Regions from separate parts of the Homo sapiens genome. Here region 2 is linked to region 1. A link is a contact called in ENCODE Hi-C or POLR2A ChIA-PET data. All regions are on one chromosome and are shown on one strand. The core of a region is the stretch at or near the end of the contact, and the rest is flanking DNA. Distances in the headings are between cores, read along the strand shown.

What was found. Hi-C counts contacts between places; a loop is a spot of excess contacts on that map. ChIA-PET counts read pairs that join two places held with the same protein, here RNA polymerase II (POLR2A). Pooled maps may share reads with other maps.
Region 2: a map of ascending aorta shows a loop between it and region 1 (5-fold over the local background). The contact joins the promoter of LHFPL2 here to the enhancer-like site in region 1. A Hi-C loop is called at or near these places in 6 of 168 maps with a recorded cell type or tissue (GM12878, HepG2, IMR-90 and 3 more), 34 of 37 single-sample maps with no recorded cell type and 11 of 50 pooled maps. POLR2A ChIA-PET finds 5 or more read pairs at or near these places in 8 of 52 experiments (AG04450, B cell, GM12878 and 5 more).

Annotation. Positions count from the first base shown.
Region 1 is chr5:78,743,549-78,749,667 of GRCh38, forward strand. The region is part of intron 3 of LOC124900191 (a long non-coding RNA gene); the gene reads right to left. Among named protein-coding and RNA genes, the nearest start is that of LHFPL2, 98 kb to the left of the region's middle. Within about 2 kb of position 3,608, at least 5 of the 41 ENCODE cell types and tissues checked have a DNase peak (open chromatin) inside an H3K27ac peak, as active enhancers do; they include ascending aorta, where a contact is called at or near this core.
Region 2 is chr5:78,645,962-78,652,080 of GRCh38, forward strand. LHFPL2 (LHFPL tetraspan subfamily member 2) reads right to left here and starts at 2,811. Exons shown (of 5, transcript NM_005779.3): 1 at 2,538-2,811. RefSeq lists silencers at 2,060-2,119, 2,410-3,349.

The sequences.
Region 1 (6,119 bases), core at 2,358-4,857:
CTTTAGCAACAAGTGCCAAATAACTTGAGAGATAAGATGGAGCATTCAACAACTACAGTGCATATATTTGTAAAGCATATATATAGAAAAATTGATCACATACTGTGTCATAAAGCAAGTTGAAACAAATTTCCAAGGATTGAAGTTATATAGCATATGAAAAGAATTGCACACCGCAGATGAAAAGAAATCAGTACCAAAAAACCCTAGAAAACCTTCACATCGGCCAGGCGCGGTGGCTCACGCCTGTAATCCCAGCACTTTGGGAGGCTGAGGCGGGTGGATCACGAGGTCAGGAGATCGAGACCATCCTGGTTAACACGGTGAAACCCCGTCTCTACTAAAAACACACAAAAAAATTAGCCAGGCTTGGTGGCGGGCACCTGTAGTCCAAGCTACTCGGGAGGCTGAGGCAGGAGAATGGCATGAACCCAGGAGGCAGAGCTTGCAGTGAATGGAGATGGCGCCACTGCACTGCAGCCTGGGCAACAGAGCGAGACACAGTCTCGAAAAGAAAAGAAAAGAAAAGAAAAGAAAACCTTCCTATCTATGGAAATTAAGAATATGCTTTTAAATGTCCTCTGGATCAAAGAAGAAATCAAAATGGAAATTAGAAAATATTTTGGAATGAAGTGAATGAAATCATGAAGTGAATGAAAATGCTACATATTAAAATTTGTAGTAATCCCTTGCTTTGAAAGCATTGCACATTATGTATTGACTTTCTCCTATGGAAGAGCTAAATTTAACTCCTTAAAACCTTCCCATGTTTCCCCTTCTCCCAGTATGTCCCTTCTTTCCATTCTTCATTCTCCCAGATAGTTATAGCACATTTTGGTTAAATTAATAGTCGCTAGTTATATTATTTGACTATATAAATATTTTTCACAAAACGTGAATGGGATAGATGTTGCCTTCAAGGCAGATCAGTCTTTACCTCTTACCTACATAATTTACTTTCTTATTATACTTTTGCTATCCTCAAACCTCCTCACTCCAGCTGCCAAGGACATCAGCTAACAATAAAGTAGCTAAAAATCTCCACAATCCAGACAGTTAAGGGCAAAAGCTTCCCTGATCAAATGGCAACTCAAGATGGAAAGGGATGTGTTTGTATATTGCAAGATGGCAAGAGCAAAGCTAAGGAATGCACAAAGGAAACAGTGTTAAAAAAATAAAAAGTAGTAGATGCTTTCAAAGTGGCTGGGGATAGCTGCTTCTTTTTGGCTGTGAGAGTGCAGAGCAAGAACAGACTGAGCTGAGCATTCTTAATGATTTTATTACAAGAGAAATATAAAAGTTCAAAATGGTCTATTTATTTTCCTCCTTTTTAATATGGGGGGGAGAGGGAGGGAGACAGACAGACAGCTCCCAGGATACACATCCATTGCTTAATGGGTGTTCCCTGGGATACAAGAACTGTGCTTATGAATTTGAGTATCGAGTCCTTTCTGCTGCAACCCCTAGGAGATACTCCTCTTTATATACTAAGTAGAAAGGGCATAAGCAGAAAAGAAAGGAAAAGAATCCTCTTTCCCAGCCACAGCAGGTGGGGAGGCAGAAAGCAACTGTCTTTATTAAAGGCATCGAAGCAGAATGAATATGGTTTTGGTGTTCTGAGTTCCTGATTGGAAGCCAAAATTCCTTTTCTGACAGAAGCAGTGTGAACCCATGTAACTATCAGGAATTGTCACGTAGGGTATATTCTTGTGTCAGGATGGTAGCAGAGAATAACAGATATCATCTATAAAAAATCAGAGTTAGGGTTTTACTTTTCTCCTGTTGAAACAGATTTCTTTGGAAGAGCTGGAAACTTAACAACTATTCATTTTTCCATTCATTCAGCAGATATTTATGAAACACTTATGAGTACTAAGCACTGAGCTAGAGCTGAAAAGTCCTCTCAAAATGAACTTATAGTCTAGTAGGGGATGCAGATATAAAAAGACACTCACAACTGTACAATAAAGTTACCCTGGGTAGATATGGTGCTGGGGGCACCAGGAGAGGTAGTCTTTGGTGCAGCCTGGGTGGATGGATGGGAGGCTTCTGGAAGAACTGTCATCTAAGGCGACACCTAAAACTAAGGATTTGTAGCACTGCAGCTATGGGAAAATATTATTAATCCCAACCTTCAGACTTACTAATTTATAAGACCTAAGTGACATGTAAGTTCAAAATCGATTGTATGCTACTTTTTCCTACACAGAGATTGAAGTCAATCATACTCATTGCTGCGGATGCTTCTGAAGCTTTTCACCAGTTGCCTTATCCCTGAAACCCCTTCTTTTGCTCTGCTCTCCACATCACCACCTGAAAAGATCCCAACCCACTCAGCTGCTTTGTTCCACTTCTTTCTGACCCATTTTGTAGCACTGCCCGAAAACATTACTTGGAAATTCAATGAGAGTTCATGGTGGGGAAGGCTGGGAACTGCTTTTTAGAACTTGCTCAGAAAATGCCTTCAAAATGTAACTAGCCAAGTCTAGCTTTTGATCAAATTTTAATGATCACTCTGATATAAACCACTTTCTATTCCTGATCTGTTTCCCAGGACCTTTCCTGCAATTAATCATCAGCTAAATAGATTCAGAGGGCTCCAGGCCAAAGTAAAAAATGCTCCGAGGCTTGCAAGTGTCTCAACAGATTGTGCAGGAACTTTAGTGAGCATTCTTTATTAGCTCAGACTCACTCTGGGCCGCCTCCACAACCTGAAGTAAGGCTGGCCTGTTACCTTTGTTTCCTCTAGTTTCCATGGATACCACCCGAAGGAGCTTTGAAAGTTTCTAATATAGGCTTCCCTTCTTTTGATAATTCCCTTGGAAGTCTATGGTGGGGTCTATATGGCTCTTAGTTTTTAGATGACATGGCATTCTCTCCATCACCTACCCCAATGTAGCGCTGATGCCCTCCAGTCATTGGGAAGGCAGTGTTGGGATGGCCCAAGCACACCAGGGCTGCCTCTAGAAGCCACATTTCTTGGACTTGAGATTTGAACCTTGTCAGGAACAAAGCAATTAACTGAGTTCCCCGTAAGTTGGCCGGACAAGTGAAGTGAGCTGGAAAATTGAGGTAATTTTCTGGACCAGTCAGACTAGAAACAAAAAATAAATGTAAAAGCAACCCAGCTTCAACTTTCTGGATCTTTCAGTAAAATAATTTCAGCCCAAATGATCTGGAGAATTGCCTCCATTTTATGTTGTATTGTGGACACAGTCTTAGGGAATCCATTTGCCCCCCCAAACCGGACATCTCTACCTTGAATGCACTTTTATAAGAAGTGCTTCCTGGTTTCCCCATTTTTTTTTTCATAATCTATGTAGAGGATAGAATCATTCCTACTTTTTCTTCCCCAAGCAATGCTTGCACATGGTCACAGTTGGAAGCCGTAACAAGCAGGATGGAAGAAATCACATCCTATTCACAGCTAACAGGTGAACCTGCAAATTAATTAACTGGTGGAAATGCTCAAAACAAGTCGTTAAGGAGCCAGGTAATGTTTGTGGATGAGCTGCGTGCAGGTGGGCTGGCCATAGCCATGGCCCAATTCCTCACACGCGTCTGGGCGGTCCAGAGGGCGGGGTAAGGGGCAGGGAAAAGGGCAGTCGGGAACTTTTTTTCCTTGGCAGCCCATCTGCTGAGGTCACAAACAAGCCACACTCCAGCTGCTCTGCCATCTCGGCCTTGTGGGTGGTCTCTCATATACTCGACCAGCCACACAACACAGCCCACCCCCTGCTTATGGCCTCTGCCAGAGTATTTATTAGGAACCGTGCCTTCTTGGAACACTAAATAGCTAGGCTTCATAATTAAAGACTTCATTAGTTACTTGTTGCGAATTTCCATGGCTAATGGGACTCAGGGCTGCATTATTTATGGCATTGGAAGGCTTCCCATCAATCAATCTCAGATCTCCTCTTTTGCCAGGTGCCCACCACACACCCCCTCCCCACAAGTCTGCCAGCAGGATGGGAGGTAGTCAGTGCCATGGTTAACAGGAAAAAAACTCCCAGGGTCTCCACACTGGTCTGCATGAATTCATAGTGAGGCCAAAACTAGGCTGGGAAATGGAGCAAATCTGATGCCCATTTATCATCTTTTAATTGTCTTCTCTTCTTGCTCATCTCATAAGGGGGCATTTCAGCAGATGAGGCTGAACTTGCTCCATGGCCTGTCTTTCAAGATTGTCACTCTAGGGATTATTTTAGAAGCTCTTTGGGGCAGAAGAATGGAGACCTTTAGAGAAAAGGAGCTAAGAAATGCGTTCAGAGCTGCCAAGGAAGCTGGCAGAATACGATCATGAGATCAGTACATTTTTCCTTGAAAGAGTCATTGTGTGGCCTAGTTTGAGAAAAAGCTTTCTTTTCTAATTCCTACTGCATGAGAGAATGCATAATATCAACACAGCTGATATTTGATTACTACCTCATTTCAGGGACTATTCTAAGCTCTTTACCCTCATTCTCTCATTTACTCCTTATGCAGTAGCTCTACACCACAATCTGTTCTCCTCTTCCAAGAGTCGTAGCTGGAACATGGCTGTCCAGCCTGGGACTGCATTCCTCGGTCACCCTGGAAGCCAGGTGAGGACATGTGACCACACTTTCACCAATGGAAGCTGAGCAAGGGCCTGCCAATCTCCAGCCAGAGCTTTTAGAAAGCAGGCTGCCTCTTTGATGTTCCTTCCTCCTTTCCTGTTAGCTGAGCTGGTGGAACATGGAGTGGTCTTAAAACACAAGTTGGGCAGGCTTCGTAGCTTACGCTTGTAGTAATCCCAGCACTTTGGGAGGTCAAGGTGCGCAGAAAATGAGGTGAGGAGTTTGAGACCAGCCTCACCAACACAGTGAAACCCCGTCTCTACTAAAAATACAAAAATTAGCTGGGTGTGGTGGCAGGCGCCTGTAATCCCAGCTACTCGGGAGGCTGAGGCAGAATTGCTTGAACCTGGGAGGCGGAGGTTGCAGTGAGCAGAGATCACGCCACTGTATTCCAGCCTAGGCAACAGAGCTAGACTCCATCTCAAAAACAAACAAACAAACGAACAAACAAAAAACACAAGTTGTTTATCAGAGTTGGTGTCCAAGCCACTCACCATTCCAGAGCATCCATCCTGGGTGGTTTTGTGACAGAAATAAACTGCTTGCTCCTTAGCTTGCTACATGTTAGGGCTCTTTATTAGAAAGCTTATCTTACTACCCTAGCATACTTTGCAACAACCCTCCAATGTAAGTTTATTTATTTTAATATTTTTTAGAGACAGGGTCTTTCTCTCTCATCCAGGCTGAAGTGTTGTCACACCATCATAGCTCACTGTAGCCTCAAACTCCTGGGCTTAAGCCACCCTCCCGCCTCAGCCTCCTGAAGCACTGGGATTGCAAGCGTGAGCCATTAAGCCTGGCCTTTAAATGAAACAAACAAACAAAAAACAACCCATTTTACTGCATTTACAAAACTGCAACTCAGAGAAATAAGGTACTTGGTTTAAATTCATCAGTTACAGTGAGCAGCACTGGGGTTCAAATCTAGGTTTCTGAAACAATCTATGATGATAGGGGGCAGAGTGGTGGTTCCCCGGGGGAGAGTGGATTGACTGGCAGGGTGCACAAGGGAACTTTTTTTGTTTTTTTAAGAGCAAGGTGCTTGGATTAGTAATTATGTTTAACATTTAGACAACATTTTATCATTAAACAAGGCACTTGCATGCAGATAACTCATTTAAGCCTCACAAGCACTCTGAGGAATAGGTATTATTCTTGTACAGATGAGATTGAGGTGTGGACAAGTGAGATATCTTTAAAACAGTTAATAAGAAGTGGCTCTAGGATTTGAACATGGATTTTTTACTCTACATCCTGGACCCATTCTATTATACAAGTGCTGAAGAAACTCTCCCAGGTACAAATTCCAAAAACCAACTTATTCTAGCTTAAGCAAAAGACAAACAAAAACCACACACACACACACACACACCACCCACCTTCCTATGTTTGGTCACATCACTGGGGACCAGATTCCTTGTTCTTTTTTTGCAGCAGTAGTCTTTCTCCACCTGGCTGGAAGAAAATGGGGCCAAAGACAGCTCCAACTTATGGCTTCCAAGCTTAGCCACTCATTAGGAA
Region 2 (6,119 bases), core at 1,561-4,060, 98 kb before region 1:
AGCATTGGGTAAAATGTTGCTTTTAAGAGTCCCAAGAGAGGCACTTATCATGTTCATTACTATAGTTTTCTTTCTACCTAAAATAAAATTTGGATATTCACTTTGGTGGGACCTAATACCTGAAGCTGCCATTGCAACAGGACATGTAGCTTGGAATTGCAAGCCACATCTGGGTTCTACCTCTAGACCCAAATACTGCCTGCACTACAAACTCCCTGGAAATGGAGGCCCAGAAAAGGCTAATCAGAATGAGCCAAAAGGATGCAGCTTGCAAGTTCCAGAAAGATCAGTGTTTTTGAGTGTAGGCTGGCAGGGCATGGGTCCAGACTCAACTCAGAGCCACTGACTCTAAAACCAGGTATCTCTGCATTATAGCTGTTTAACAGGCACCACTTTTTCCTAGGGATTTGGAATACCTGATAATCATCAGTAACACTTTCTGAGCACTTAGCGTGAGGAACCATCCTAAGTCCTGCACAAAAGCAATCAGTTAATCTTCAAGGGAATTATCCGAGCTGAATTATTATCATCACCATTTTATAGACACAGAAACAGAGAAATTAAATAACATGCCCAAGGTTTAGGTACATCTGGGAGCCCAATAGCCCAAATTTGGGTCTCCTATATTTGGGTTTACCACTTCATCAATTCTTTGCAGTAAAGAAGTTGAGAAGCTGTATATAGTGTTCATTAAAAATAAATATGTAGTTTTTTATATATTGTTTTTCTATCATCTCCTACTATGGACTTTTCCTCCCTGCCCAAACACTGGGTGCCATCAACACCGAGCCCATGCATACGGTGAACAGCATACATTACTTCTTCCAGAAGGCACTGCTTTGTTCTCATCTACAAAAATCCTTCTTCCTTCCTATAGACAAATGACTGGTTCACATATCATGACTCAATTTATATTCAACAATGTTCATTTGCAGTGTAATTATTCTTCCTAATTAGGCTGCTCTGAAGACAAATGACTGCCCCTCCCCATCCCCCTCTCCTACAACACACAATGTCTTTTTCCTGATATAAAATGTTTGCTGCACCCTTTGCAAACCACAAGAAGCCACAGTCTGCTCTCCATGTGACCACTTAGAGAAAAATACTATTATAAGATAGTGTTTTATCTGATATTACTTCAAAATCAGAATCAGATTTCTAACAGATCAATAAGCTTATCACAGTATGACAGCAAAAAGAAATGAGACTCTTGGATTCTATTTCTCTTTCCTATCTTAAAAAACATTTCCTCTTCCCGCGAACATGTGTTCTCTATCTCTTAAATTTAAAAAGGAGTAGTTTCTAAAAGAGAACCAGTAGGAAAGAATCAGGAATACCAGCAAAAGTCAACATCAAAGAAGTCAGTATCTGATCCTCTCTTAAACCTAGCAGGAGTGGAGCTCTCTGGCCAAGGGGTAAGGCAAAAGCAATGTGCAGGTTATAAATGTCCCTTCAAGCTCAGTTACTCCGGTTTACCTCTCTGGGGTGAGCCTCTAACAGCTCTGGCTCGCCGGAATCTTTCCTCCCTCGGCTCCAGCACACACTTTCCATAGCGGCCGCGTTGCAATTTCAAAGAGTTCTCCTTTCCACGTAGGTCACCCACCGATGGTAACCTACATGCACAAACACACTCGCACAATCACAACAGAGAAAATGGGACATACAGGAAATGGCCCGGGTGGAGGCGAGGACGGGGGTGGGGATAGGACTTTGTCTTTACTCTGGTGTTGCTCCCATTGAAACAAGCACATGGACTTTCATGGAACTCATGACCATCCTGAAATAACAGAAAAGTCGAACGGGATTGAAGAAAATCCTTTGCTTTTCTAAGTTCGAAGAACACTGGGCCGCTGAATGGAAGGGAAAAGAAAAAAAAAAACTGTGTGCCTAAAAACATCCAGAAACACACGCAGAGTCTCCCCAGTCCTTTGCCCAGCCCGTGGGCTCAAGCCGCCCATCCCAGATGCGGTCTTCCCCACTCCACGCCCACCTCTTCCAGCCCGCACCCCAAATCACTGAGCTGCCCACAAAAATGCAGTCCAGATTTGAGAAGCAGCTGACGTCTGTGGCCAGAGTGACCCACACGCCACGGACCAGGGACAGCAGGGGCGACCACGGGGCGGCCCCCAGGGAGCGGTGCCAGGCGCGCTGGAACCCGGCGCCCAGCTGCGCCTGGGACCCACGCGCCGCCGTCCGAAGCCCGCCAGCGACGCCCAGAGAGCAGGGCTCGCGCCGGCTTCCCGAGGAGACGCTGTTCCCGGCACAACTTTTTTCCACTTCTGCGGCCGCCGGCGGCGCTGAGAAGCAGCTGTTCCCTTCCCATTCCCAGCACCCAACGCCCATCCCGCAGCACCTCCGACCGCTCGGCGCGGTCTCCCAGGGCGCCGAAGCGAAGTTCCCGCGCCAGCCGCGGCTCAAGCAGCCAGGGCTCGGCCGGCCGCAACGGCTCCCCATGCGCCCGCGCGGGGCGCCCACCTGGCCGGGCCCACCGGCTCTCCCCTCCCGCAGCGCGCGCGGGCCCGACGCCTGCCACTCACCCGGCCCCAGCTCGGCGTCTCCGGCTCCGAGCCCGCAGCCTTCCCCAAGTCAGGGCTTTCAGTGACGCCTCCTCGCAGCCACCTCGCTCTTGCCCCCGCTGGCCGCGCCTGGAAGAAGGAGGCGGGAGGAGAGCGAGAGGAGAGCGGGAGGAGGCGGCGGGAGAGGGGGGCAACGCAAGGGAGGGGAGAGGGTCCGCGGCGCGGGGGAGGAGGCAGCGAGGCGAGAGAGCGCCAAGCTCGGCGGCCGCCCGGGCTAGCACTCGGGGAGAGGGAGGAGGAGGAGGGGCGGGGGCAGCGAGAGAAAGAGGCGGCCGAGCCGCCCTGCCCAGGCCCCGGCCCCGCGCCGCTGCCCAGTCACCATCGCCGCCTCCGTCCCGCGAGCGGGCCGGGCGTCCGGGGGAGGGGTCGGGCTCGGGGCTCCCGGCGCGGCGCGCGGGGCGGGACGGGGGCGGCGGGCGGGCGGACCAGGCCCGGCCTCCGGAGGGGAGTGTCCTGCGGGTCCGGGAGGGAGTCGGCGACAGGGGATCCCCGAGAGGGGGTGTGGGGGCCTGGGAACCGGTCCCTGAGCCCGCCGGGCAGCGGCGGCGGCGTCTCCCGGGGTCCTGCGAGGTTCCTCCGGGCCGCACCGGGGAAGCTCCCGGAGCAGCTTCGAGCAGCCCTGCCGGGAGGGCCGGAGGCGGAGAGCGGCGCTGACGGAGCCGGGGGAGAGAGGCCAGGCTGCTCCGGCGGAGAGCGGGCCCCGGGGCGCTAGGAGCAGTTCCCCCAGACCCGGGCCCAAGCGGAAAGAACGGCCGTCTGGTGACCCCGGAGAGTCCGAAACGGGAAAGGGGCCAAGGGGCGCCTGGACCCCCATCCTCGCCGCCCTCTTCCGGAGAGGAGGCTCCGGACATAAGTTCCCGTGCCCTCTGAATATCTAGGTGTGGAAACTCAATTCCAACAGTCACAAAGATTATTCCTAAATAGAATGCTTGGTGTCCTCAGCTTCCCTGCCCTCAAAATTACGGTTTCAGGATGATTTTCGGAGGCGCTTTAGGAACAGCCTGAAAAGGCATTCTTGTCCAGAGAGGGGATGCTTTAACTCCCCAGCTCCGCCCCCAGGGCTGGGAGCAAAGAACAGAGTTAAATGGCCATGAATTCAGGTGCCAGTATTGTTTGTGATTGAACTGTTAGGACGTGGCACCTCTCTAGGCAAACCCATCTTGTATTCCACCCCTCGCCACCCCCCCGCCCCCCGCCCAGTCAAATGCTCCCATTCCCAGTTTCTCAGCCCCTTGTCTGGGACACCTCTATCCACCAGTCGCCCAGATTCAGATTAGCAGTCAATTTTGGGCCTCGCTCCTCCACTCCCGGTAGCCAGTCCCATTAGTTCTTCATTTTTAATGCCTTTCCAGGTGCCATGTCCTTTCAAGCCCACTGCCGCCTTTCTGGTTCTCGCTATCTGGCACTGGATGGCGTGAGCGGCCTCCTACCGGTTCTCTGCTGGGGTCCTCTCTACACTTGCATCCATATGCGCAGGCCTACAGGTGAATGGCTCTAGAATACCCCTCAGGCAGGCCACTTCCTGTTCTAGAAGCTTTCTGAGGCACTTTGCCAGAGAACATTCTGAATTCCTTAAAAATCATCAGTTCAAAACCATACAACAACTGCACCTCCATACGCACTTCTCAGAGCCTGGGACTCTCTTTAGATGGGGATCCTCCCCTCCCCCCGAGAAAGATCCATGCCTGTATCTACACGAGAGTTGCTGATGCTCTTCCCAGAGCTGGAATGCTCTCTTTCATCTTCTCCCGCAGCCAAATTCCACTTATCTTCATTGAAAATGAAGTTTGCAGTACCACATTTTTGCTCTAAAAGGATATATGTGCTCTTTCCATTTTGTGAAATCACACACTAGAAATAACAGGGCTTGTGGGGAAAGTAGGGTTAGAAAATGACTCAGAATCTATGTAACATTGTAACCACAGCACTAACAAAAACTAACCATTCCAAAAAAAATACCAGTAGAGCTAATGAACTGTGTTAAATTCCTAATAAATACTATAGTACATGTAAATATACGACTTTACTTTTATAAAAAGATGAAGATAACTGTTGAAGGGGAGTTGTTTGAGGCTGCTGACTTGAGATAAACACAAAATGTACAAATAAGAGGAGAACTCTCTGTCCTGTCCCCCAACCCACATCCCACAAATCCTTCCAAGGTAGAGAGGTCAAGGCCAAATCAATCCAAGAGAAAGAATGTAGGGTGAAATGGGCCTACAGCACCCTGTGTTCTCTGTAACTAGATGCACCCTGCTGTGTTTTGCAGCTGTAGTTACTTGGTGGTGCAGAAACATTAAAGTGCTGGGAACCCTTGAATATGAACCAACACAACTCCACCCATTTTACTAATATCTAATAACTAATGAGTTAGTTTGTGTTATCCATGCTCTCATTACAGAAACAGCCTTGATAACAGAGTACACTGTACTTAATTCTATGTTTAAAAAGTAGACTAAGGCTGGACATGGTGGCTCACGCCTGTAATCCCAGCACTTTGGGAGGTCGAGACAGGCGGATCACCTGAGGTCAGGAGTTCAAGACCAGCCTGGCCAACATGGTAAAACCCTGTCTCTACTAAAAATACAAAAATTAGGCCAGGCACAGTGGCTCACGCCTGTAATCCCAGCACTTTGGGAGGCCGACGCAGGCGGGTCATGAGGTCAAGAGATCAAGACCATCCTGGCCAACACGGTAAAATCCCATCTCTACTAAAAATACAAAAATTAGCTGGGCATAGTGGCGCACGCCTGTAGTTCCAGCTATTCGGGAGGCTGAGGCAGGAGAATCGCTTGAACTCAGGAGGCAAAGTTGCAGTGAGCAGAGATCACGCCACTGCACTCCAGCCTGGCGACAGAGCAAGACACCACCTCAAAAAAAAAAAAAAAAAATACAAAAATTAGCTGGGCATGGTGGTGGGCACCTGCAATCCCAGCTACTCAGGAGGCTGAGGCAGGAGAATTGCTTGAACCCAGGAGGTGGAGGTTGCAGTGAGCTGAGATCATACTACTGTATTCCAGCCTGGGTAACAGAGAGAGAGTCCGGCAAAAAAAAAAAAAAAAAAAAAAAAGTAGACTATACTTCATCCCACACATTTACTGAGCACTTACTATATGCCAGGGACTGGCTGTTCTAGGTACTGGGGATACATCAGTGAACAAAAAGAAATGCAAAAATGTCTGCCCTCATGGGTTGTGGAGACTTGAACACACATCACCAGATGGTTTGTATTATTCAGGATATATGTTTCATATGTGTGTAGCTTGAATTGATGCATGTATATTTTAATCTATTGAAGACTAGGGTTGAGCCTTACTTACGTCTTTGTATCTTCCCCAGTGTCTGACACAGTAAACTACTATTGGGACATGTAAATTAGGGCAATTATAGCCATTTAATACTCTGTGTTATGGAATTCACAGGAGAACTACCTGTAAAATATAAAACTAATTTTTCTCAAAACTGTGTTTGCAGATTTTTGGGCAAAAATCAAGACATGTATCCCCAGATGGGATAACTTGGGTCTAAAGAGCAGATAAATTA